Regions from separate parts of the Mus musculus genome. Here all the other regions are linked to region 2. The links are chromatin loops, found by intact Hi-C in ENCODE. Cell type or tissue: left cerebral cortex. All regions are shown on one strand.

Region 1 (8,000 bases), 120 kb before region 2:
AATTCCAGGCAAGGAGAGTAGAATGCATAGGAGTCTGAAATTACATGACGTCCTTAGAGAAAATACGCCTCATGACTGGAAAAGAGAATACATTGTTTGCAGTTGAGTTTATGAGGAGTAAACATGTACTAAGACATCCTGGCCTTATAAGCCATGCTTTCTAATTTAGACCTTACCCTCCCAATAGAGTGGGAGGGGAGCTGAGGAGGGTTTTCAGCAGGGGTCAGGTGTGTGTATAAGGAAGGAGGGCCACCATCTGTCCCTCAGCACTTCTGTAAGGCAGACAAGACACACTGTTACCTTTTAATATCTGAGAACATTCAGGTCCTGGAGGTTCAAAGTCCTGTCAAAGGTCTCAGGAATCAGAAAGTAGAGGGCCCAGGAGTGACCTGGCTTCCGGCACATAGCCACTTTTTAACAGTCTTCTATAAAACTGCCTGCTGCTGGGCAGTGGGGAGACGCTGGCAGGAGCAATATGGAGCAAATGGCCATTGAAGCAATATCACTGGAGGAGTGTAGTGCTGAGAGCCGTGGTGTGGGGTGTTCAGGGGTCCCCACCTAAGCCAGAGCACAGAGAGGGAGAAGCCATGGGAAGTTCCATGTTCCCAGCTTAGCACGGGCATTGACAGAGCCTGTCTACCCATGTCTTACTCATGAATGCAGAGCTGCAGGTCTAGTGCGGAGCTAGCATCTGTCAGCGGCTGGCCTGGAAGCTCGATCCCTAATGCTGGTCGCTTTCAAGTCTCTGATCAGGGCTACCCTCAACCCCAGACAAAAGTCCTTTGCCTCTCTGTGTGTTTCTTAAATCGAAGAGGTTTGCTTGTTTGAGGTAACAGGAAGCAGAGGTAAAGGGCAGTAGCTTGCAAATGAGACAAACCCGACTTCACTTCTGTTGCTGCTGCCTGACTAACTGTGGAAGCCACTGAATATGTATGAGCCTCGAGCTCATCTCTAAAATGAGCAAAGCCAAGCATACCTGGAAAGATGTCTGTGATGATTAAAATGTGCCGGTGTTCGAGAGGCGCCTCGGAGCACAGCCTGGCACACACGCGTCCTCGGTTTATGGTAGTTTTAATTACTGTTCTTATCACTGTCACCACACTACTGTTGCTGTCACCACGGTGAAAGAACATTCTGGAAATAAAGACTGGTGGGAACAAAGTTCCTACTCATGTGGCTACCAGGATGCGATTGCCCTGGTAACTTACCTCTTTTGAGCCCCTTCCTCATATCTAAACACATACATTTCATAGTTAGCTTTTATTCCCCTATGTGGAGGGAACCGCATTATACTTCTTTTCTTATTTTTAATAGCTCTACCCCTCCCACCCACCCCCACCCCCTGCTACAAGCATTAGTGTATAAGACTCAGAGAGAGAGCGGACAGGTGCTGTCAGCATTCTGATGTCTCTCCTTGCAGTCATTTTTATTCATGTTTTATTACAGAGTGGATAATGTATTATGGATATAACTTTTATGTGATTTTTTTTCCCCGTTCAGATGATATTTGGAATATTTTCTTAGTGTAAGCATCATTTTCCTAGGCTGCTTAATAGTCCATCAAACAGCTCTGCCGTCATTTACATACATATTTGCTTACTGCTAGACAGCCCCCCCCCCATCGGTCTAAGCTGCATTGGTCTAAGATGTTTGGAGCAGCTTTGCCACACTCTCTCAAAGTCCATGCAGTGTTATAGTCTCTGCTCACACCAGGTTGAATGTGACACAGGGAATCCCATCTTTGTGCAGGGTAAGGCCTAGGAGCCCAGGCTGCCCCTCTCTCCTCCAGCCTGCCTGGCTGAAGGGCTTTGAGCCCTTCCTGAGACCAGAACTTTCATTTCCCCACCGGGCAGACAGGAGCCTGTCAGGGTAGGAGGGCCACAGCGGCACTAGTCTTTGTAAATGCGTTAGATTTAAAGGTACTTTATGTTAAGGTTTTGTTTTGTTTTTGTTTTTGTTTTTTTGCCTATGTGTGTGTGTGTGTGTCCAGTGCCTATGGAAGCCAGAAGGAAAGGGCTATCGTTCCCTAGAACTAGAACCTCATTCAGTTGGGAGCCAGCATGTGGTTGCTGGGAACTGAACCCAGGTCTTCTGGGAAAGCAGCCGACGCTCTTAACCACTGAGCTACTCCTCTAGCCTCTCCAGTCTTTTTTTTTTTTAATTAACAAATATTTCTATTTTATATACATATATACACATACATATACACGTGTATGTGTGTGTGTGTGTGTTGTCCAACATGAAGTTTTGAATAAGTACACATCATGGAATGGTTAGGTCAAGCTAATGGTTAGGTCGCATACTTGTCATTTTTGTGTTAAGAAAGCTTAAAATATACCCAGCATTTTCGTTTTTCCCTTTTTTCACTTGTGTGTATGTGTATGTGAATTCAAATGTGGGTGCGGGTGTACATGTATACACATGCGAAGCCCCAAGGTTAATGTCAACAGTCATCTTCCATTGTTCTTGTGCCGAATTCCCTGAGGCAGGGTCTCTCAACCCAGCTTATTCTGGGGATCTGTCGTCTCCATCGTCTCCATCGTCTGAGACTGGACTCACAGGCGGGCCACCACGCCCACCCTGTGTTCATGTGGGTTCTGGGGATCTGAACTCCAGGTGGTGCTTACCCGGCAGGTTTTAACTTATGTTACTCAGAGGTTCTCAAGGATATAACACAGTGTTATTAGTCACAGCCGTCAGTGGGCTGTAATAGGGACGAACCCAAAGAGCATTCCGTTAAATGAAAGAAGCCAGGTACAGACAGGCTAGATGTCACTCTTGTGGAATCATTCCTGTGATCATGAGAGTTCTCATGTTCAGACTTGGCCTGGAACCCAAGACAAGCCATTTCCTCTGGCTGTGTCTCCTCTCTGTCCGGGTAACATAGCTGACACCCATGGCTCCTCCCACATCAACATCCAGTGTAGCTCCTCCCTTTCTCGGGCCTAGGATTAAAATGAGCATTGTGATGCTGGTCACACATCTTCTTCAGAGCACCCAGAGAGCCACCTCTGCCTTCCATCCCCGTCACTTCCTCCTGACAGTGGTAGATAATGCAGACACTGTAGGGGTAGACGTACCCACCAGTGGCTGGGAATTCTGGATTCAAACCCTGACGACCTGCTGCCCCCTCTCTCTCTCTCTGAGACTGACTGACTTCCTTCCTTCCTTCCTTCCTTCCTTCCTTCCTTCCTTCCTCCCTTCCTTCCTTCCTTCTTTCCTTTTGTTCTTTCTCCTTTCTTCTTTCTTTTATCTTCCTCCCTTCCTTCCTTCCTTCCTTCCTTCCTTTCTTTCTTTCTTTCTTTCTTTCTTTCTTTCTTTCTTTCTTTCTTTCTTTCTTTCTTCATGCACTCGACATTTTTATTTTTATTCATTAGTTTGTCAGATGTTAGCTGAGCCCCAGGCTCTGTACATGTCACAAGTGCGATGCAGAGGTGAGACTCACTGTGTTCTCAGGCTGTGTGTGTCTAGCAGAGACCAGAAGAAATACTAAAAGACAGGATGCCTGCTGCAATGTGGTGCCGGATAGACAGACAGGCAGATTCTGATCGGGCAGAATGACAGCGGTGCCTGAGCCAGCCTAAATGCTGTAGCCAAGGAATTCAGTGGGTGCTCTGAGGTAAAAGTGAATACAGCCTTTTATGTAGGCGGTAAGGAGAGGCCATTCTGGGTGGACGAACAAGCATGCACTTGAGCACAAGAGAACGCAGTGCACTCAGAGGCCACAGGGAGTCTGGGCTGGAAGAGGACGGGAACAGAGCAGAAACATCCATTCCACAGACTCCTTGGCTCATTTTATCACTGGATGGGATGGCCATTCTAGTTCAGCATTTGAAAACTGTTATCTTTATTACTATATCTTTCTGGGTTTTTAAAAAAGTGATGTGTACGTTATAGAAATTTTGAAAAATGCTTTGGGTGTGGCAGTACACTCCTGAAGTCTCATCACTAGGGAGCTAGATGCAGGAGGAGCAGAAGTTTAAGGCCAGTTATAGCTCCACGAGAGCCCGCCTCTGGTTTTGTATGTGTGGGTTGCCAGAGAGATGCTTTGTTGATTAAGAACCCTGATAGAGGAGCCAGGCTCAATCCCAGCACCCACGTGGTAGCTCACAACTGTCTGAAACTCCCACTCCAGGGGATCAGCGCCCTCTTCTGCCCTCTATGGGTACTGCATGCACATGGTGCCTAACCTTGCGTGCAGATAAAAAAAAAACACCTACACAAAAAGTTAAAGTGAAAAAAAATTAAAAACAAATAAAACAGATTTAAAATTTTAAGTAAAAAAGAAGAAAGCTTGAAAAATAAAAAGTAGAAAGAAGAGATCACTGGTAGTCTAACTGGCTAACGACAGCTTTAACATCTTGGTGCATTTCCACGCAATGTTTTTCCGCACTGACTTTCCATGTAGCTGTGAATATGTTATAATTATAATTTTAACCTTTGTGTATGATGCTCCTTTCTACATCTTTCTAAAAGTTGCCAAAATGTGGATGTGCATGCCATTATGAAATAACCATGATCACAAAGCATACTAGCGGAGATGTCTATACATTTTTTTTCTAATAGCATATGTTTTCTTTACTTTTACAGATTTCTTGTGGCTCGGAGCACAACTTGGCAGTAATTAGTAAGTAATTTTTACACTGATAACGGTTGATTGTGAAACCCATGTAATGTAATTGGAGAAGACTCGTCGGGGAGTCAGGCTCGGTGGTGTGCATTTGTACCCAGCACCCAGCAGCTAATCACAAGCTCCAGGCTGTCTGGGATGTATAGTGAGAGAGAGGGTTGAGGGAGAGGGGGGGAGTTGGGGAAGATTTTGGAGACATTTTTGGTGACAAATCCCTTAGTGGGAGCCTGTTTTCTGAACACTTCAGCCTGTTTCAGTGAGTATCTTCCGAAGGCCCCTGAGTTTGCTCCTGCCTCTGAAAGTGATATTTAAAGACATAATTCACAAGCTCTGGCATCATGGAGAGGGAGACATACAATCGAGGAGTGAGCTAGATACTTCTGACTCTCTGGACAAACCCATCCTAGGAAGTTCTTTCCTCTTGGTTTGGCTCTGTCCCCAGTCCTTGCTGCCTGGTGTACACCTGCACCAGGGGACTCCAAGTAGGGCACAAACCAGGCTCATCAAAGCTTCCGCTTAGCCGGCCTTGGGTAACACAAGGCCATGGCTGCACCCATGAGTAATTCATTCGGGAAAGCTGTCCATTACTCTCCAGAGTCGACGCGATTTGGGCTAAAGAGCACAGTGGGGCAATCACTGCTCAGGATCTACTTACACCCAGTATGACTCCAAAAGTACACGTGTGTAAAGTGTGTATACAAATGAGACATAAATTGGCAACAGCTAGAAAATTATTTAAAAGACAGTTCTTCAGTATACATTAACTTTTACTATTAAAGGACAAAGCAGACTTGTGTACTAATGAGATGTATGTATGTGTGTGTGTGTGTTTCTTATTACATACAGAGTTAAATCTTTTTTGTTTGTTTGGTTGGTTGGTTGGTTGGTTTTTTTTGAGACAGGGTTTCTCTGTATTGCCCTGGCTGTCCTGGAACTCACTCTGTAGACCAGGCTGACCTCAAACTCAGAAATCCGCCTGCCTCTGCCTCCCAAGTGCTGGGATTAAAGGCGTGCACCACCACGTCTGGCTTCCTAGTTAAATCTTGATTGATTATTTGATATTATAGAGTATAGAACATACTCAAAGCTGTCAGGGCTCAGAACAACACTTCACATAAACACCCAGTACAAGACAGCAGAATGTTTAAGACCATTTAAAAAATTGTTCGACATTCTATCCTAAGCATAAGTCAAAATTCATTTAATAATGTTTAAATTTTTATTTAGTTGTTGTTGTTGTTGTGTGTATACGTGTGTAGGCACACATGCACTTGTTTCAGGGATCAAAACTTGGGCCTTCAGGTTTGGTGGTAGCTGCTTTTACTCACGGAACCATCTGGCCTGTTCTGCTTAATGACTTCGGGAGGCAGAGGCAGGCGGAATTTTGAGTTCGAGGCCAGCCTGGTCTACAAAGTGAGTTCCAGGACTGCCAGGGCTATACAGAGAAACCCTATCTCAAAAAAAAACCAAGCCCAACCCCCCCCCCCCAAAAAAAGCAACTCAGATCACCACCTCATACAGCAGTCTTTAAGCCAAATCCTCTGACTGAGCACACTCCAGAGATACACCACTCTGATCCGTGTTCTCATAGTTTGACCATCATGCTTCTCTGAGAGCAGAAAGTAGTTTATGTCACAAGGAGTCTCAGCCTCCGTGGTTCGGGATGTGTTTGTTGGCCTTGCTGTGTGTTCAGAATCAAAGCTGCAGCAACGTCACATGATACAACATGGGTGAATGTTGCCAGTAACACCTCGGCTTCCTTACATATTTGATTTTGAAATAATCTGTCATTGTTGTGTGTTCAGAAACTTCTTACTGCTGCCAAAATTTTCACAACCCCCACATTTAGTCACAGAACCCCATATGAGGTTGTCACCACAATTTAAGAAGCTGGGCATCAAACTACAGCGCTGTGGCAAGGGGCCAGGGTTCAGCGCAGACTTCTGTACTGGAGTGAACTCAGACGAGGCGCTTAACCCCTTGTTTTCCTCATCATCACAGCAGAGGTGGCTGCAGTACCCAGCGCATGGTGTTGATGGTACAGTGTGGACCGCTCCTGCTGAGGGCCCCAGTTTGATTCCAAGCAATCATGTCCAGTGACCTAACCACCCACACACCTCCAGAAGATACAATGTCCTCTTTTGGCCTCCATAGATACCATGTTTACCTGTACAAACACATTTGCAGATAATTAAAACTGAAAGTAAAATCTTTTGAAAAATGTTTAAGATTATTTTTAGCCAGGCGTGGTGGTGCACGCCTTTAATCCCGGCACTCAGGAAGCAGAGGCAGGCGGATCTCTGAGTTCCAGGCCAGCCTGGTCTACAGAGTGAGTTCCAGGACAACCAGAGCTATACAGAGAAACCCTGTCTCAAAAAACCAAAAAAATAAAAATAAAAAAGACCAACCAACCAACAAAACAAACAAACAAAAGAAATGTTAGTTGCTGTCATTTGATGTGATTTCCCCTGGGAGGCTTTCGTAGGCTTTAGCTCTCTCCTGTGAATTGGAAGGTGTAAGACCCTCCAGCTGAGTTTTACTGCTCATTATCACTCACCCCTGTCTGCCTCCTGACAGAGGTCCATTCTCTTCCCCTTGTCCTAGGTCTGACTCCTGGCTTCTGGAAGGGAAGCACTCTGTGCCTCCCTCCCCTTTCCTGCCTAGTCACAGCACCATGGATAGCACCTGACTCTCAGCAGAGCCTTAAGCACTCTTGTCCACACTAGACTGACAGCTGCCTAGGATTGAAGTGGTTTGGGGCGATGTTTGCTGGCCCCAGTGTCATGTGCGCAGGGGTGAGAACCAAGGACGGCAGGGAAGAGAAGCTGCCGGCAGCAGTGGGGACCAGAAGAGCTGGAGCCAGAGAAAGAGCTAGAGCAGGTATCGGCAAAGCTGCCTGCTTTGCAGCAGGAGCTCGTATTTTACACAGGAACTGCTGTGGTCCAGCTGTAATTAAGATGAGCTAATGAGAGAATCTAAGGCTGCCCTTTAGAGAATCTGTTGCAGCTGCCATTGCTGGATGGAAGGAGGTAGTTACCCCTGAGACCAGCGTGGACACAAAGGTTGAAGGGAATCTATACAATCTTACACGCGTTCGCGCGACCGGCCAGGAAAGACGCAGCAAACCGGAATCTTCTGCGGCAAAGCTTTATTGCTTACATCTTCAGGAGCCAGAGTGCAAGAGAGCAAGAGCTCTATTGCTTACATCTTTAGGAGCCAGAGCGCAAGAGCGCAAGAGAGAGAAAAAGAAAGCAAGAAAAAGAACAAGAACAAGAAAGCAAGAGAGAGAATGGCAAAACCCCGTCCCTTTTAAGGAGAATTATCCTCCGCCTAGGACGTATTACTCCCTGATTGGCTGCAGCCCATCGGC
Region 2 (8,000 bases):
AAAACAAAACAAAACAAAACAAAACAAAACAAAACAAAACAAAACAAAACACCATTGGAGGACTCTTGGTAAAGAATTCCAGTATCTGGATGGGCCACGCTGCCATTACATGATACCATGTCTCAAAGTATGCCCTGTCCTGGGGAAGAGCGAGCTTCCGGAGAGGTGCCTGTTAATAGTTCCATCTTTGCCTCATGCCCAATTCAGGACTCCCCAGAGTTGCCTCAGAAGTGGGACCCAAGGAAGAAAAGAGAAGTCTTTAGCTGGGCTCTCCATTGTAACCACTAGGTGACTCTCTTCCAAGATAGCCAAGAAGAGTTAGAGCTATATCAGGTCCCAAAGACTAAGGGACAGAGCAAAGAGGCAGAGAAGAACAGAGTGTCAAGAAAGATGGACAGTAGACTGCACAGAGGTAGGACTTCACCAACTTTGAGTTCATTGGCATTCATGAGGTCAAATGACCTGTGTAAAATGACACACACACACACACACTCACACACAGGACACTTCCTGGCCTGCAACCTAGAGACCATTCTTGGCCTTGATATGACAATGACTAATGCTCCCAGTGACATGTAAATCACAAAGGCCTAGGGCCTCTGACCTCAGCTGACTCTCAAGGAGGTGAGGAGGGCAGGTTTTCAGCCAGCTGGCTCTATCCACCAGCTCTCACAGGCCTGCGACTTTGCATACTGCTCTTCCTCTGCCTCTCCCTGCCAACACCTGCTCACCCCTTAGTGTCTGCCCAGTGTGACTCCAGGAGGCAGCTCATTCCAGGAAGCCCCTCATCCCCTCATCTCCATAGCTACATCACCACTCACACCTTATGTGTGTCTGAGGCTGCAACATCCATCCTAGACTGGGGCTCAGCTTGCCCCAGCTCACCTCAATCCCCAACCCCTACGCTGGAAGATCAGGGAACTAGCTGTTCTAGCCAGCACTGCTACCCTTTGTAGCTCCAACGGGCCTCCCTTCTCCAACCAAGGAGCTCCTATGTCCCACAGCCAACATCCTGACAGCTCCTTGGAGGATGTGACCTCACTGCTGGCCCATACATGCACAATTGGCCTGGCTGGAACATGGGTCTTCTGAGGTGTGACATGCAAGGAAATGCCTTCAGCCAGACATCCTGGAAGTCTGGAGGTGAAGACAGCAGGCACAGAAGCCACAGAATATTATCTTCTTCCAGGTACTCCCAGGCCACACCAGGTCTCTTTCACATACAAGCACGAATATCATCAGTGACACACAGCCAAGACCCCTCTCATAGAAAACATGCATTGTCACACATGGGGCCTCATCCTTTCTTAACACATAGCCACACACAGCCTGTCACACACCTTGCATGTGCATAGGTGGTCTTGAGCACATAGCTTACACATATACACAGCTACACACACACACACACACACACACACACACACACACGTCCACACCTGCCCACATACCTCTCAGAGATACACTGACCTGGGGTGTTATACAAGGCATTTCTTACACACGCATTCTCTCTCTCTCTCTCTCTCTCTCTCTCTCTCTCTCTCTCTCTCTCACACACACACACACACACACACACACACACACACACGCACACACACACACACACACAAATAAACCATTTCTCAACCCACATACAATCTCACATCCAGTTTCTTTGACACAAGTATCTCTCTTACAGTCACACACACACACACACCACACAGGCACACACGCATGTGCTCCCAGAGTCACATCCACTAACATATTTTTATCCTTACACACGAGGAGTCTCTCACACACCCACACAGAATCTCACACACAAGCCTTTCTAGTTTTTGTTTTACACACACAGACTATATCACACATGAGATTTGTGTCTGAAATCTAGAAAGAAAGAAAGAAAAAAAAACCCTAAACCCAGACCCACCAATCTGAGAAGGCTTTTCCAGGCTGTGAGGGGGAGGAGTAAAGAAAGGTGACAGCGGGCGGGCGGGCATCGGCAGAGCAGAGATGGAAGGGGGAGGAGGTGGGCAGCAGGCTGGTCTCTGCGCAGGGCTGCAGCAAGGCAGCGCAATGCAGCTCGGCCAGCCAGGCAGGCAGGCAGCAGGAGCCTGGTTCTAATCCCAGCTCTCCCTTCACTTCCACTCCTTCTATGGGTCTCAGTGTCCTCGTGTGATACCCATGCCTGTGGCCTCTCCAGGAGGCTACCAGAAAAGACAGTAGTTCTGCAATCCTGAGTGCTACCCACCAATACCCTCCTGCACCCCAGTGTCCTCCCCCCCACCTCTGACTGTCCAGCTTCTCCCTGCATGGGTTCTTCAGTAGATGCTCACGTGAGAGTTTCCTGACTTATGGTTTCATACAGACAGGTCCTCAAGCTGTGCTTAGGTGGTTGGTCTATCTGTCTCCATTGAGTGAAGGCCACCTCATAGCCTAGGAATGGCCTGTGGGTGGAGAAAATGGTGTAGGAGGACGGATACACCTTACTGACCCTCACATACCCTGAAACATGGGTACATTGACCAAAGTAGAGTCCACAGTGGCAGGTGGAGGGGCTCAGCCTTCTGCAACTACCTTAAAGAAGTTGGGCCTACTTCAGGCCAAGGTCAAATGTGAGTGGAAGGGCTGCTCTAACCCAGGTCTTGGCCTAGCCTGCGGGTATCTCTCTCCCAGTGTATGCTGGCTCATTCTCCCAGTCCCAGGTTCCAGCCCCTCCCCACAGCTCAGCATAGCCTCCAGTTACATAATCCTCTAGCTGTAGTGGCCTCTGTCATCAAGGAGACAGGGAAGAGGAGAGGCCACCTCTAGTGGTCCCTGGCCTTTCTGGAGAGTAGCAGAGAGTTGGTGGCCATCTCAAGGAAGAATAGGGTCCCAGGAGGCTCTGGTTCAAATTTTACTTGGCCTTCTGCTTCCTACCTGACCTTGGCCAAGATCCTCAGTGGCAACATGGGAGACCAAGTGCTCTCCATTTCTACCCACAATACCTGTTCTAGGATTCAAGGTATGAGGTTTTGAACTGCTGCCCCCACCCCGTATGTCATTCTGTTTTATATTAGCATTAAATCTGTCAGGTGTCTGCCTGTACAGCCCTTCCTTGTCCTTGGGCACCTCAGAACCCTCCCCCTAGCTCCCAAATTTTGTTTGTCCACTGATTTGCTGATTTCAGCTTCTCCTTATTCCTCACCCCCATGCCAGCTCTGGCTCAGTTGCCTGTCTGCAAAAGAGAAGGGCCTGGGGCAGTAAGTAGATGGGCAGAGGTAGTGTTTTGCCTGGAAGGGGCAGAGGTGGCTTATAGACAGGGAGGGACTGTTTCAGATTGCCAACTCTACACATCTCTCTCATCCTTGGTACTCTTCAGGCCAGAGAACAGAGCCCAGGAAGACCTGGAGTGTGTCTTCCACGGTAGCTCTCTCTCTGGGGTCTCTTTCTTGGTCTCAGCAACAGATGGCCCATCAAATGGCCCTTGCAGTCCACCACTCTCCCCATTTTGCAGAAGAAACTAATCCAGGGAGGCCATCTGAAGGGCCAAGGTCAGCAACAGGATATCCTTTCTCCCTTGTAACAATTTGCTGTTTCTAAAGGGGTGTGGCTGAGGAAGACACACCCACTTCACACACTTCTGGGTTCATTCCCCTTAAGGTTTTCCTCTCTGCCAGCCTCTTCCCAGGGGCCAGAGAAAGCAGGAGCTTATGGCTTGGACCTCCCCCAGGCTCTTCCCAGTACGGGGAAGGCAGCTGTTCCAGAGACCACCATTCTCTTATCTCCCGCACCCAGCCCAGATCCACACCAACTACCAAGCTCTTAACTATGAGTAGTCGCAAGACCACTTCCTCAAATGGCTTAAAGGTGGTCCCTGAGGTCTGTCTCTAGCTTCCCAGCAGGCTAAGACACTGTTTCTACTCCAAAGGCTCCCTGACCTAGGAAGAAGGAAGGAGTCTCCCCATCTTTCCCAAACCAAAGGGCAATTCATGCCTTCATGATGTACATCACTAACGGGCACTAACCAGAGTGTGGGGGTGTCACGCACACTCAAACACACACATATGCTCACTTGTTCCTACAGACTTTATCCATCCAAATACACACCAGCGCACAGTTACATAAATATGCATGCACAGCACACACACACACACACACACACACACACACACACACACACACACACTTTCATATACAACCGGCAACACAAACTCATGTATATAAACCCAGTTATCATGGCAAAATCACCCCTTCTCTTACACACGTACACGTACACACCCCCTTCGTGTTCAGAACACTCTGGGCACTCACTGTCCACTGCACCCTGCCCGCAGGAAGCGGCAAAGGCTGCCTTTCCGGGTCAGGTTCTTCCGATGGATAAGCAGTCACTTACCCGCGCGTAGCGGGATGAGTAGGGGTCCTCGAACAGCGCCCAGATGCGCGGTTGCCAGCGGCGCCAGAAGCCGCCAGGCCGGCCATCTGGGGAGTCACTGAGTGCCAATCTCTTGGTCATCTCCAGCTCGTCCTCGCCGTCGCCCGAGTCGCCGGGGCCGTCGGCGTCCGCGTCGTCGGCGCTGTTGTCCAAGGGCGCACCGCCAAAGCTGTCCAGCGCCTCCTCAGCGTCTCGGTGCTGGCGATAGGTCATCCAGCAGCAGGGCTCCACGTCCGTCTCGTCGATGCCCCAGAAGGCCAGCTCCTCCTCGTAGAGCGGCCCGCACACGTCGGCCGGGCAGTGAAGCTTGCCGGTGCGGTAATAGTTCAGGATGTGAGCGAAGACGCCCGGGTGGCGGTCGAAGAAGAACTCGTCGGCACGCGGGTCATAGTCGAAGTGGCTGTGGGCGTCCGGCTCTGCCAGCCAGGCAAGCCGCGTGCCGGGCAGCGTGCGCAGCGTCGAGCGGTACGTCTGGTGGCGCGTGCCGCCCACGTTGATCACGATGCGCTCGCTCTCGTCCCCTTGGCCCATCGCGGCGCCCCCTTAGGCATGGCGCGGCCCAGCGACACCCATGGGAGCTGCCGCCAGGGGGAGTTGGCGACGGGGAGGGGGGCGCAGGGCCTCTTCCCCCCTCCCCCCAGCCGTCGGGGGGCACAGAGGACCGCGGCTCTGGCCACCCACCCCAACCAACGAGCCAAGCTCCCTCAGGGGGAGCTGTCAGGCAGGTGCGGGTCCAGGGGTGTGTGCACGGGCTCCCTAGGGTCTTTAAGGCGCCTAGTGTGAGAGGGAGCTGGCCTGGCTGCGGAGGAGGCAGTGGAAGAGAGGAGGGAGGTAAAGAGGGAGGGAGGAAGGGAGTGGGGCGGCGCTCAGCGGCGAGGCCCGGGAGGAGGGGAGAGAGGATGGGGGGGCCGGGCTCCCGGTATCATCTCAGCGGGAAAATGGAGAAACCGACACAAAGCTTTTTAGGGGAAGGTCAGCTGCTCCGTTTCGGGGGCCGGACCGATAGACCAGCCCCAGCTGGGAAAGAGGGGGTTACGAGAAATCCGCGCTTGGCTCTGCGGTGGTCGCTGCAGCGCGCTCCCGGTGCGGTGGGGACGGATGCGGCTTGCTCTCCTCCCTGCGTGACCGGTCCCCTTCGGCTCTCCTTGCCTATCTGCCTACTCCCCTCGGTGGCGGGTGAAGCTGCCTGACCTCCCTCCTCGTTCCTTCTCCCCGCCTCCCGGAGGGGATGGCGGGTCCCCTGGGTAGGGGCACCAGGGTGCTGCCCCGCGGGGCGGCCGCTGAGCGCAGCACCTTGTGCGCTCGGGCTGGGTCAGGGGTTCCGCTGGGCTGCGTTGGGACTCAGGCTTCCGCGGCGGTGCTGAAGGGACAGCTCCCGGACGGCTGCGGAGCTGCGCTGGGCCGAGCGAAGGTTCTCCCGGCCGGGTTTGCTTGGCGGGGCCGGCGGGCACTGGCTCCGGTGTCTCTGCGCCCCGCACTCCGCTCTCTGCTCTAGGAGGGCGGGTGGCGCTGGCAGCCGAGGCGAGGGGCGCTGCCGAGGTCGGGCCCGGTAGGCGGGGGTGGCAGGTCCGGGCGCGGCGCAGCGAGACTGGCGAGGCCAGGGAGGCGAGGCGCGGAGCGGCCACCGCCGCCACCGCCGCCGCCGCGCCGCTGCTGCCTCCGGGCTGCTGCTCCGCTGCCTGCTCGCTTGCTCGTTCGCGCGGTCCGCGTCCAGCCCGCGGCTCTCCGGACACGGGCACACGGCGCGCGCAGCCGCACTCGCCCCCGGAGGGAGGCGCCGCGCTGGGTCCTAAAAAGCCCTGATTCTGCGCCCCCCTCCGAGGCCGGCACCGAACCCCGCCTCCCTCAACCCTGGCGCTGGGGGCGCCCGCCCTTCGTTGCCTCTTGCTCGGTGGGGACCCGCCGACGCTCCGCCCTAGGGGAGCTCCACTTGTTGGGCGGAGGCTCCCAGCGACGTCTGGGCCCGCGCCCCCGTCACACCGAGGTGAGAAGGGCGGCGGCCAGCTCCTCTTCTAACCCAGGAGCCATCTGATACCCTGAGCAGACAAGCCATTCCTTGACCAGGACGAGACTGACCTCTTAAGGAATCTTTTAATACCGACCCTTCCCGGGGAAGCCTGAAGGCCCAATGATTCTTTCAGAGATAACTTCTTACAGGGACTGTAAAATAATACCTTTTTCACCATCCCTCTGTCCTAACTCACCATTAATGATCAATCCCGAGCCCCTCTTGATCCCTTTGGCCCCTTTCAGGCCTTGAACCCTTCCTGATTCTAGGGTGGCTTAGTCACAACCATGACAGACAGACCTCAGTTTACCCAGAAAACTGAACTACCTTATGAAAACATGCACAAAGACTGCTCAGCCCCTTGAATACTGGCGGCCTCGCTCCCCTTCAGGCACTCTGGGTGGTGAGCCATGCATGTCCAGGGCTGTGGTCCCTACATACTGGAAGTTAATGCTGGGGACAGAGATCGTATTTCTAACTTCAAAGTCCTTCTGGCCCACGCTTGCCACTCACCCCTAGGTTTATTTAATCAACAGTCATTAGCTCTCATTCCGTACTTGCTCCAGATTCTCTACCAAGTACAAAAATCACACGGGACAAGTCAGACCCAGCTCTCAACCTCCAGGGACTCCCAGCTTTTTAAAGAAGTGAGCAGGTGGGATTGAGAGGGACTGGAAGGTCAGGCCCAGCTCCAGAGGCCACTGGGCTATGAAAGATGCTTATTGATTCCTGTCCACTACAATCGAACAGGCTGCCCCGGCACAGGGGATTTAATTAAGAAGCGAGAGACTCTTACCTGTTGGCTAACAGTGCAGATAGCTGTCTGTCTATACTGACCCCCAGGCACTGTTGCGAGCCTAGGGACAAACCTGTGACCTATCTCCCCACCTGATCGTGGGAATCACAGCACTAATTAAAACAGATCTTCATGTCACAGGGGGAAAGTGCGGGGAGGTAGAGAGGGGGTGAGAGGCGGGAGGCAGAGAGGCAGAGTTATCAGAAAGGGGCAGAGATGGACAGACAAAGAGGAGAAAAGTCTGAGGAGACCTCTTCCCTCCAGAAACTAATCACAGCGTTCCTCCAGACAGCCATTCCCTTTGGTCTCAGAGTGAGGCAGGATAGATGGCTTTCAGTGCCCTTCTCTCTCTGGCCAGAGTCTGTCCCATCTCCTGGTCCAGAGTGATGCACCTCCAGCCTGGCCCTGATTCAGATCCCTAGGACAGTGGCTTTCAGGATGCTCAGCCCAATCCTAAGATTAATAGAGACCCCGGAAGTGAGATTTTTTTTAAAAAGAGGCATGCAGAGACAAGGACATGTACAATCTCAGCTGTGAACGGTCAAGAGGCAGACCGACAAAGGGGCTTCCCTAGACTCTTCCTCAGGAAACCTGAGGAGCCAGCCACAGGGGCTCAGGCTGCCCCCTCTTCCCTGTCTGCAAAGCCACATAGGAGCAGAGCTTGGCTCTCCAAATGTCTCTCTAGTTCAGCTCTCTTTATCAAAGGACTGCGTGTGCCTCCAGAGCTTCTTTCCACAGAGCCCTAGACAGGGAAGCCCCTCACTGAAGTCGAAGTGATTCGCAAAAGGAAACCGGCTGGGACCCTAGAG
Region 3 (8,000 bases), 190 kb before region 2:
ATTGGAATGTGAATTACCTCATCTGGCTCTGCACAGGTTCTGGGGATCCAAACTAAGGTCCTCATAAGGGTACATGGCAAGCAATCTGAGCCATTCCTCCCTCCCCCTCAAAGGCATTATCACGTCCTTGATTGGAACATAATGAAGTAAACAGTCACAATTTTACTAGTAACTCTTGTTTACCCTTGAGAGCACATCTGGGGAACATAGCCTTCATTCAGATCTTGTTTGTTCGCAGAAACTGGCAAGGTGTTTACCTGGGGTCGAGCAGACTATGGTCAGCTAGGGAGGAGGTTGGAGCCTCCTGAAGCTCAGAAACCTGTAGAGCAAGACTCATCGCTCGCCTTCCAGGGGCCACAGAACAGTGTGCCTTCACCTCTGCATTGCCTGACAGGAGCAACAGAGGTAAGTGGCGACTTCCTGCAGATGCAGTGTGCTGCCTTCCCTGACCCACGGAGAAGGGTTTCTGTGGTGGCTTCCTGCACATACAGTGTGGTGTCTTCCCTGTCTCACAGTGAAGTGTTTTCCTGAGGGCTTCCTATATACCAGTCTGAGTCATGGTATGTTATACAGGAGTCTGAAGGGATCCTCGTTCACAAGAAGCTAATGGTTTACTGTGATAGAAAAGCTGGTTCTTGGTTACCTACCTGTCCATTAGCATAAGGCAGACTGTATAACTCACTTAGGGAGGCTCAGAGGCCAGTATTCCAGGCAGGAGTGAGAGCTTGAACTCAGTTGGTGGAAAGATTGGCTTGGGTTTTGAGAATGGCATGGCATTGAGGTATGTCGTGAGGGATGGATGGGACTGAAGCATTTGGAAGACACAGGAGGACTTCAAGGAACATAACAACTTGAACAGAGTCATACTGGGTGGAGATGTGAGGAAAGCATGGGGGCTGCTAACAGTTAAATTGGCCGGGGCATGGAGCCCTCATGAGGTGATAACATGGGGATGGGGTGGGGGGCTGTGACCCGACCTAGAAGGTGTTTAGTGCTGAGCTAAGTATTCTGCACATCTGTTTATATTTTCCAGTGAAGAAAACATTGTGTCCCACTTGCTTATTCAAGTCCCTTTGGTTCTCTGAAATGGCCTGAAGTTCTCCGTTTAAGGCAGGAATCTTAATTTCTCCAGGGTGTATGTTCCTGTCACTGAATCTTACTTCACTGAGCCCTTTTGTTTGTTCTTAAAGAAAGGCTAGGGCTTTTAGAAGAACAGGCATCAGAAGCCATGTCTCTGAACTGGAGTTAGTTTAGTGAAGGAATTCAGTCTTCATTCAGAGTCTGTCAGAAAAAAATTAATAAACTTATAGGACTTCTGTAATTAGCAAGAGGCTAATTACAAGCCTCTCCACACCTGGAGGGCTTCCCTTCCCCAGGGCCACCTGGCTACCTCCTTCCCTGTCCATAGGATGTTCCATTTCCGTTTCATGTCCTAGCCCTCATTCTCCGGAGCCCTTCCTCTGTGTCACGAAGGCAGTCTGCACACAGCAGCGATAATAAGCCTGCTCTCAACCTCCCACCCCAACTGAAGTACGTTCTTTTTGCATGTGCAGGAGTCCATGCTTGTAAAAGGTCAGAGGTAGTATCTGTGATTTGATTCAGCCTTTGTTTATCACGAGTGCTGTTTCATTTCCTCTTAGTCTTAAAATGGGCATGTAAAATGACTGCCGAGAGCCAGCAAGGCGGCTGTGCAGGTAAAGAGGCCTGCCCCCAAGCCTGTTGACCTGAGTTTTAACCCTGGAACCAACAGAGTGGAAGGAGAGACCCGACTCCCTTAAGCTGTCCCCAACTTCCGTCACGTGCTCTGACATGCATGTGACCGTGCGTGTATTTATCTTACTTATTTGTATCACTGTCGTTGAACTGAGCATCGAGAGCCCGTCTAACTGCTTCTTTTAGAAGCAGACTAAAAGACTCTTGGTGATGAGTTCAAGGGCAGCAGCCATGAGTGTCTTTTTGATGCCTACTGTATTCATCTTGGTTCTGTTTGGTTCTGCTAATGCAGGATTGAAGGAATGGAGTAGTAATTTCTTCTGTGTAGTGAGTTCAGCTGCAGAGAGCCTGATGCAATTGTGTAACAATGTCATAGTCTTTAGCATTCCTGTCCTTGGGTCACTTGAAACTTTGGATGGCATAGTAGCCGAGGCATGGGAGCCTCGTCCATTGCCCTGTCTGGTTCTGTCAACAAGGTGTGGATCATAATTCCTATGGTAGACTTTGCATGCTACATGGGGAGCTGGTGAAGAGAGCAGGCATGGTTCTCTTGGATAGTGGGGATTTGGTAACAGTTGGTTACATTGTCTAATGCAAGAAGCAGTCAGTGATCTGTTGTTGTCCCAGCATGCCACACTGCTGCAGACACAGACAGGACACACATGTGCCCCGGGAGCCTGCTATGACATGACTGGGTGCTAGTACTAGGGTTGAACTCTGTACAATAAGGAACTGTTTAGAACTCTTGTAAAGACCCACAAACAGAATGGATAGGACTTGGCTCTTAAGAGGGATGAGAAGCAACCAAAGATGAAGAAGCCAAGTGGATAGCCTGGGAACAACACAGGGAACCAAGCAGGCACACATCTCCACTCCCTGACTAAGCTAAGTTACAAGCTCAGCTGCTGGGTAGTGGTCTCCTATAGCAAAAAAAAAAAAAAAAGGAACTTGGATGTCTTGTCCTTTCCCTTGTCAACTGCATAAGCATTGGTGTTCAAAGAGCTTCTAGTACCCCAGTAAACATGGCACTCCGGGCTGAGAAGTGAGAAGTGAGGTAGAAATGGATACAGGAAGTGGTGAAGACCAGATGATAATTCCGAGGACACCAGCAAAAAGGAACTGTTGTTTGACCCAGGCTCTTAAAACCGGGTTGGTGTATAGCAAGGATATGGCATGCCAAGATGAGCATGAGGTCGGCCACAGGGCTTGAGTCTTTCTGTGCCTGAGCCTAGCGCCCCAGTGTGGCTGCCTGTCTGGCCTGTCCCGTTCCCACAGCAGCAAACACAAAGCACGTTCATACGTTGTCTCCTTTGATCCTAGTATGGTGCCGTGAAACAGGCCTCAAGAGCAATGATTATTTCCATTTATAATTAAGAACACCGGGACCCAAAGAGGCCTGCTAGGAGGCAGGAGAAGAGCCAGGACACATGGCCTGATTGTCAGTGTTTCTGGGGGCTTGCCTGGGCTCAGCCTGCAGTCACATCCCTGAGTCATGTTCCTGGTTTAAATTCTGCCCACGTTTGGTTGAGGAGCACCGACTCTCAGCGCACACTTGCACGTGTGTGCACACCCAGCGGTGGGAGCAGGAACCGTGGAATTAAACAAGACTTGGGTCTGAGATGGGGTCACTGTGAAGCTCAAGGGTCGCCAGCCCTCATTTTTTCTGCAGGGCAGAAGCTGCAAGGATCAACCCGTGCACAGGGTCGAAGTGAGATCCGTCAGAACGTGTGGGAAAGGAGCTATTTTTAGTTTGCCGAGTCACTCACTCGGCCGCGTTAGCTGAGGATTGAGCCTGTCCCCTACGCTTTCCACCGTGTTATTTCTGAAGGAGAAACACCACTTGAATGCTGTGTAAAACCCATTAATGAACCTGGAAGTTTCCAGGGTGTCTTTGTCCTGCAGCTCTCCCCAAAGGCTGCCTTTCCTGAATGACCTTCCTTCTTTCCTATATTTAATGCTTTTCTAATTTTAAGTTTGTGTCAAGACTGTGGGACTTTGGTGCCCTAAATAACGCAGAAATCTACCACCAGCAATCAGCTGAGTCCGGAGGGCTCTGATAGAATTGAACACAACCCGAAAAAAGCACGGCCAAGTGACTCTCTGGCAGGAACCCCTAAGCATCAGTGCTTGTTGCCAGAGGAGCCTGAGGTCTTAGACTCTGGGGACCCAGCAGCCCTAAGTCTTTCCCAGAGCACAGCACAGAGTCCTCCTTGAAGCCATACCAACCACCCTAAGCATGGTCTGTTGTGGTTAGAAGCTAGCACGTGGGCGCTGTACCATAGCAGGGGGAGCTAGTGCAAACTGCACAGCAGTGGACCTGCCTGTGAGAACACACGGGAGAGAAAGCCACCAGACAGCAGAGCCATGCTGGGGGTGCCCCGATGAAGCACCTCCTTTTGTTTTCCTCAGCACCGTGTTCTTTTCACTAGAATGTGGGGTCTAGGCAAGCAAAGGCCTTGTCTTTCATGTTGAAAGTTGCAGTCTCTGAGCCATCAGCCAAAGAGCATACAGGGGCTGGCACGAGGCCCGCCAGCACATGACAGGTAGCTCAGTGTCCATGGCTGTCCTGTCTGGCCTCAGGGGGAGAGGATGCACCTAAATCTGGAAGAGACTTGATATTCCAGGGTGGAAGCGTATCTTCTTAGAAGAGAAGGGGATGGGAGCGAGCAGGAGGGACTCAGGGAACGAGAGACTGGGAAGGGGAGCCACATTTGGAATGTAAATAAATAAGTAAAAGGAAGTTTCAGTCTTGGTCGATAGAATAGTCCCTGCTACCTCAGAGGTGCTTAGTGGGTATCCTAGTTTCCTGTCTGTTGCTGTGGTAAAACACTCAAACCAAAAGCAACTTGGGGGTGGGCATGGCCGGAGGAACGGGTTATTTTACCTTATACTTCCAGGTCATCATCTCTCACTAAAGGAAGTAAGGCAGGAATGTTTGCTGTTCTGCAATATTATTCTTTACCAGGGAATTCCTCACCAGGAAGGTACAACAGAAACCACGGAGGCCGGATCCCTGTTGATTCATGTGGGTTCATGCTCAGCTTACTTCTACACACACACAGTGTGGGACCACCTGCCTATGCCATGCTGCCAGTGCTGCCTCCAGGGGACTGGGCCCTTCTCCATCAAGGCAATCCCTCACAGACATGCCCACTGGCCAGTCTGATTCAGGCAGTTCCTTATTCAAGGTTCTCACCTCTCCTGACTCTAAGTGGTGTCAGGCTGGCAGTTAAAGCTAACTAGAGCAGTGGGTGTTCACTGATGGAAGAGAGGAGAAATGAATGGAAGAAAGAATTTTAGGGGTGTGTATCCCTCATTGCCCCTCCTTTCCTCTAGACTGTGCTCTTTAACCCCAGGAAGTTAGGAAGGGCATTCCCATATCTGCAGGTTCTCGGTCACCCAGTGGCCTGCAGAGCCAGCACCCAGGGGTTTTGTCCTGTGCTGTGCACAAGTCACAGCTGGGGCTTCTGATGAAGATGCTCATAATCTGTTACACTTCATAATTCGTCAAGAACTCGCATCCATTCACCTAATGGATGCTTAGGCATGCCTGTCTCTGACTGCCGCATTAGCAGGTGGGGAGCCTGTGAGTGAACAGCAGGGTCAAGCAGGACAGGCACACTGTGATAGAAGCTATGGAGAGTCTGAGGATGAAAATATGTTTGTCCTACCCTATGCCCATGGGGACCTTTTCTTTCCTGACATTTCAGTCCCTGTGGTTTTGTTGGATGCTGCAGGGTTGGAATAGGGTTGGTGCCTGGAAAGGCTTCCTGAATTGGAAGTCTTGACGTTAAATTAGTTCTCTAGGGAGCTAATGTAAGTAGCAGGGAAATCTTGGCAAGGCCTTGCATTTCTGAGGCAAGCAGAGGAAGAACAGCAGCCAGGCAGACTGAATATTGACAGGAGAGGGGAAAGTGTCATGGCAGTGTCCAGGAGGCTGGGGAGGTCAGGGAGGCTGGGTAAGAGGAAAAGGCCACTGGATTTAGTGATGGTGGAGATAAAGGAGTTGCTGGTGGGTGATGGTGGTGGAGGGTGAAGATGGCTGTGCCCCTTGCAGGAGATGAAGTAGCAGAGGGACAGAGGTATATGAGGGAGGAGGAGTTGAAGCCCAGCTGCCATGGATATGAGCCTGAAGATCACTGTGAAAGGGTTAGTTCCTGGAAGGGGGAGAGATGTTCTTTCAGCCTAGCAGTAGAACAAAGGGGGATATGAAGTCAGACGCTTTGAGGTAGAGAAGAGAGTGCCTCTGGCAAACTGTATCCTTTGAGATCCTGCTGTATGGTTTGTTTTATTTGTTTATTCCAACAATGTTGATCATATCCTGCTGGGTCTGGTACAATTCAAGGCCCCAAGAATCACAACTAAAGGATGAAGTTGATGCTGGTTCTGCTGTGTAGTATTTACTAATGACATAGTAATTAGCATGTCTATCCTTAAGCTGAACTCAGAGTTCTTTGATGAAAGGCATGGTCTTGTTTATCTTTGTCCAGTTAGGGCTAGTATGGGAGCAATGTATGTAGTTGGTAGATGTGTGCCAACAAGAGTAGGAGCTCATGGTGGGTGGCTTAGATGGTCTTGGTTAGACCAAACACCAAATTGTTCCTGGAGCCGAGAGTCCAAGGCATGAGCGCAAGCTCAAGCCACCAGAAGGAACCAAGTGATCTGATGCTAGAGTGGGTTCAGCTAGCACAGTCTAGTGGCTCTCTCTGGAAGTGAGAGCTCAATGACGTCGTTATCAGTGCTGAATGGTGGCGAGGCCATTGGCATTCTAGAGCTGAGGGAACTGCAGGGCCCAGAGAAAGCTCACACTCATTCACAAAGTGGTTGGTGAGATGGGGCTTGGACCTCTCTCTCCCTTTCTACTCCTTCTTGCCCTGTTCCTCAGCAGCCTCCTCTCTGCCTGTCTTTGTCTTTACTGGGTGGTAGGTAGAGCGGATGGCTCCTTCCAGGCTTGGGACAGCATCTTCTGAGGAAGAGAGCTAGGACAAGGACAGACTCAGTAAAGTCTACCACACTAGCTCATGAAAAGGCATTGCACTGCCTGGAGTTGGAGGTGAGGTCTCATACACAGAGTCTTGAATGTGGAACAAGACCTAGGCTGGGCCTTCTTCTCTATAACTATCAGTGATGTAGCTTTGTATCAAGCCTTTCTCAGCCTTAGCTTTCTCATCTGCGAAGTAACTATAGTATTTACCTTGCCTAGAGGATTTTGGAAAGATGCAAATAAAATGTGTCATTATTGGGTCCAAGCCACTGTATGTTTCAGATATAGGTTTTGTTATAACTATGTGTTAGAGCCACCCTTTTGTCTTACTTGCGATGGTAGACATCAATCCTACATCTCATGGGAGTTCTTAGAATAAGACTCAGTGAGAGCAATGGAGCCAGATGTGCTGTAATCTGTACTCAGTCTCCTCTCAGGTGCAGGCAGTGTGACCTCCCGTTGGGGGAGCCAAACTATCAGTGTCTGTGCCCAGGGTGTCTCTGGGATGCTTTCTCAGCAGCAGAGGAAACTTGTCAGTACTAATTTAAAGCCTCTGCGATCTCATTTGTCTCTTGTACTCTTTGCAGCAGTGTGACTGGCCCAGGCCTTGCCTGGGGTCATCCTGGAGCTGACCCACTATCTTTTGTTGCACCTGACCTTAAATACTGGTTGTCCCAGGATGAAAGTAAATCTCTTAGAATTTTAGAATGGAAATAGGCAGGGAGGCTGAATGGGCTGTGCAAGAGTTGGCTGGCCAAGGGCTAAAGCTACTTCTGTCTCTCTGGCGTTTCTCTGGCTTGGACTGCCATTATCTACTGCCTCACCACAGAGACAGCCGCAGAAACAGCGCTTGAATCAGTAAGCCATGGTCTGTCCTCACCTAGCTAGCCCCACCTCATTGCCAAAACGAGGACTAAAAATAAAAATTTGATCATAGTCTTGTTTAATGTTCTTAGAAAAGAGAGAAAACTGGATTGGAGACGTAGCTTGGTTGTAGAGTCCTTGCCTAACAAGTAAAAGGCCCTAGGTTCAATCCTTAGCAATGAAAAAACAAAACAAACAATAAAAATTTAAAAACCTAACTAAATTCAAAACACTCCCAAATATAAAACAAAAACTAACAAAAAGACCACCAAAAAAAAAAATCCAAATTCCAAACAAAAAAATGTGAATTTCTCTAAGGAACACTTACTGGAAACCTGCTCTTTAGGAAGATGATGGAAGAATATGGAAGAGAGAAAGCCTTGGCTCTGGCTTCAAAAGGTGTTCAAAAGCCACGTAGGCTTAGGGTCTCAGGATGGAG

Evidence for each region. Peaks named below come from ENCODE experiments on the same cell type or tissue, not always from the same donor. Only the 100,000 strongest peaks of a DNase experiment are listed, where the experiment ranks them.
Region 1: a loop joins it to region 2, with 2.2 times the contacts of the local background. A loop is called at or near these places in 2 of 42 quality-filtered maps.
Region 3: a loop joins it to region 2, with 3 times the contacts of the local background. A loop is called at or near these places in 2 of 42 quality-filtered maps.

Annotation. Positions count from the first base shown.
Region 1 is chr7:46,512,295-46,520,294 of GRCm38, reverse strand. It overlaps Sergef (secretion regulating guanine nucleotide exchange factor), which reads left to right. Exons shown (of 11, transcript NM_013789.2): 10 at 4,591-4,627. Among named protein-coding and RNA genes, the nearest start is that of Kcnc1, 120 kb to the right of the region's middle. In left cerebral cortex, a CTCF peak has its summit at 4,151 (motif pointing left); DNase peaks (open chromatin) are centred at 720, 923 and 6,456.
Region 2 is chr7:46,394,596-46,402,595 of GRCm38, reverse strand. Kcnc1 (potassium voltage gated channel, Shaw-related subfamily, member 1) reads right to left here and starts at 6,128. Exons shown (of 4, transcript NM_001112739.2): 1 at 4,349-6,128. The coding sequence starts at 4,918. In left cerebral cortex, CTCF peaks have their summits at 288 and 4,970 (motif pointing right); DNase peaks (open chromatin) are centred at 5,218, 5,491, 5,782, 6,169 and 4 more places; H3K4me3 peaks cover 4,835 bases; H3K27ac peaks cover 3,399 bases.
Region 3 is chr7:46,583,012-46,591,011 of GRCm38, reverse strand. Sergef (secretion regulating guanine nucleotide exchange factor) reads left to right here. Exons shown (of 11, transcript NM_013789.2): 9 at 239-405. Among named protein-coding and RNA genes, the nearest start is that of Sergef, 53 kb to the left of the region's middle. In left cerebral cortex, a CTCF peak has its summit at 3,293; DNase peaks (open chromatin) are centred at 3,246, 3,432, 3,952 and 4,733; H3K27ac peaks cover 2,821 bases.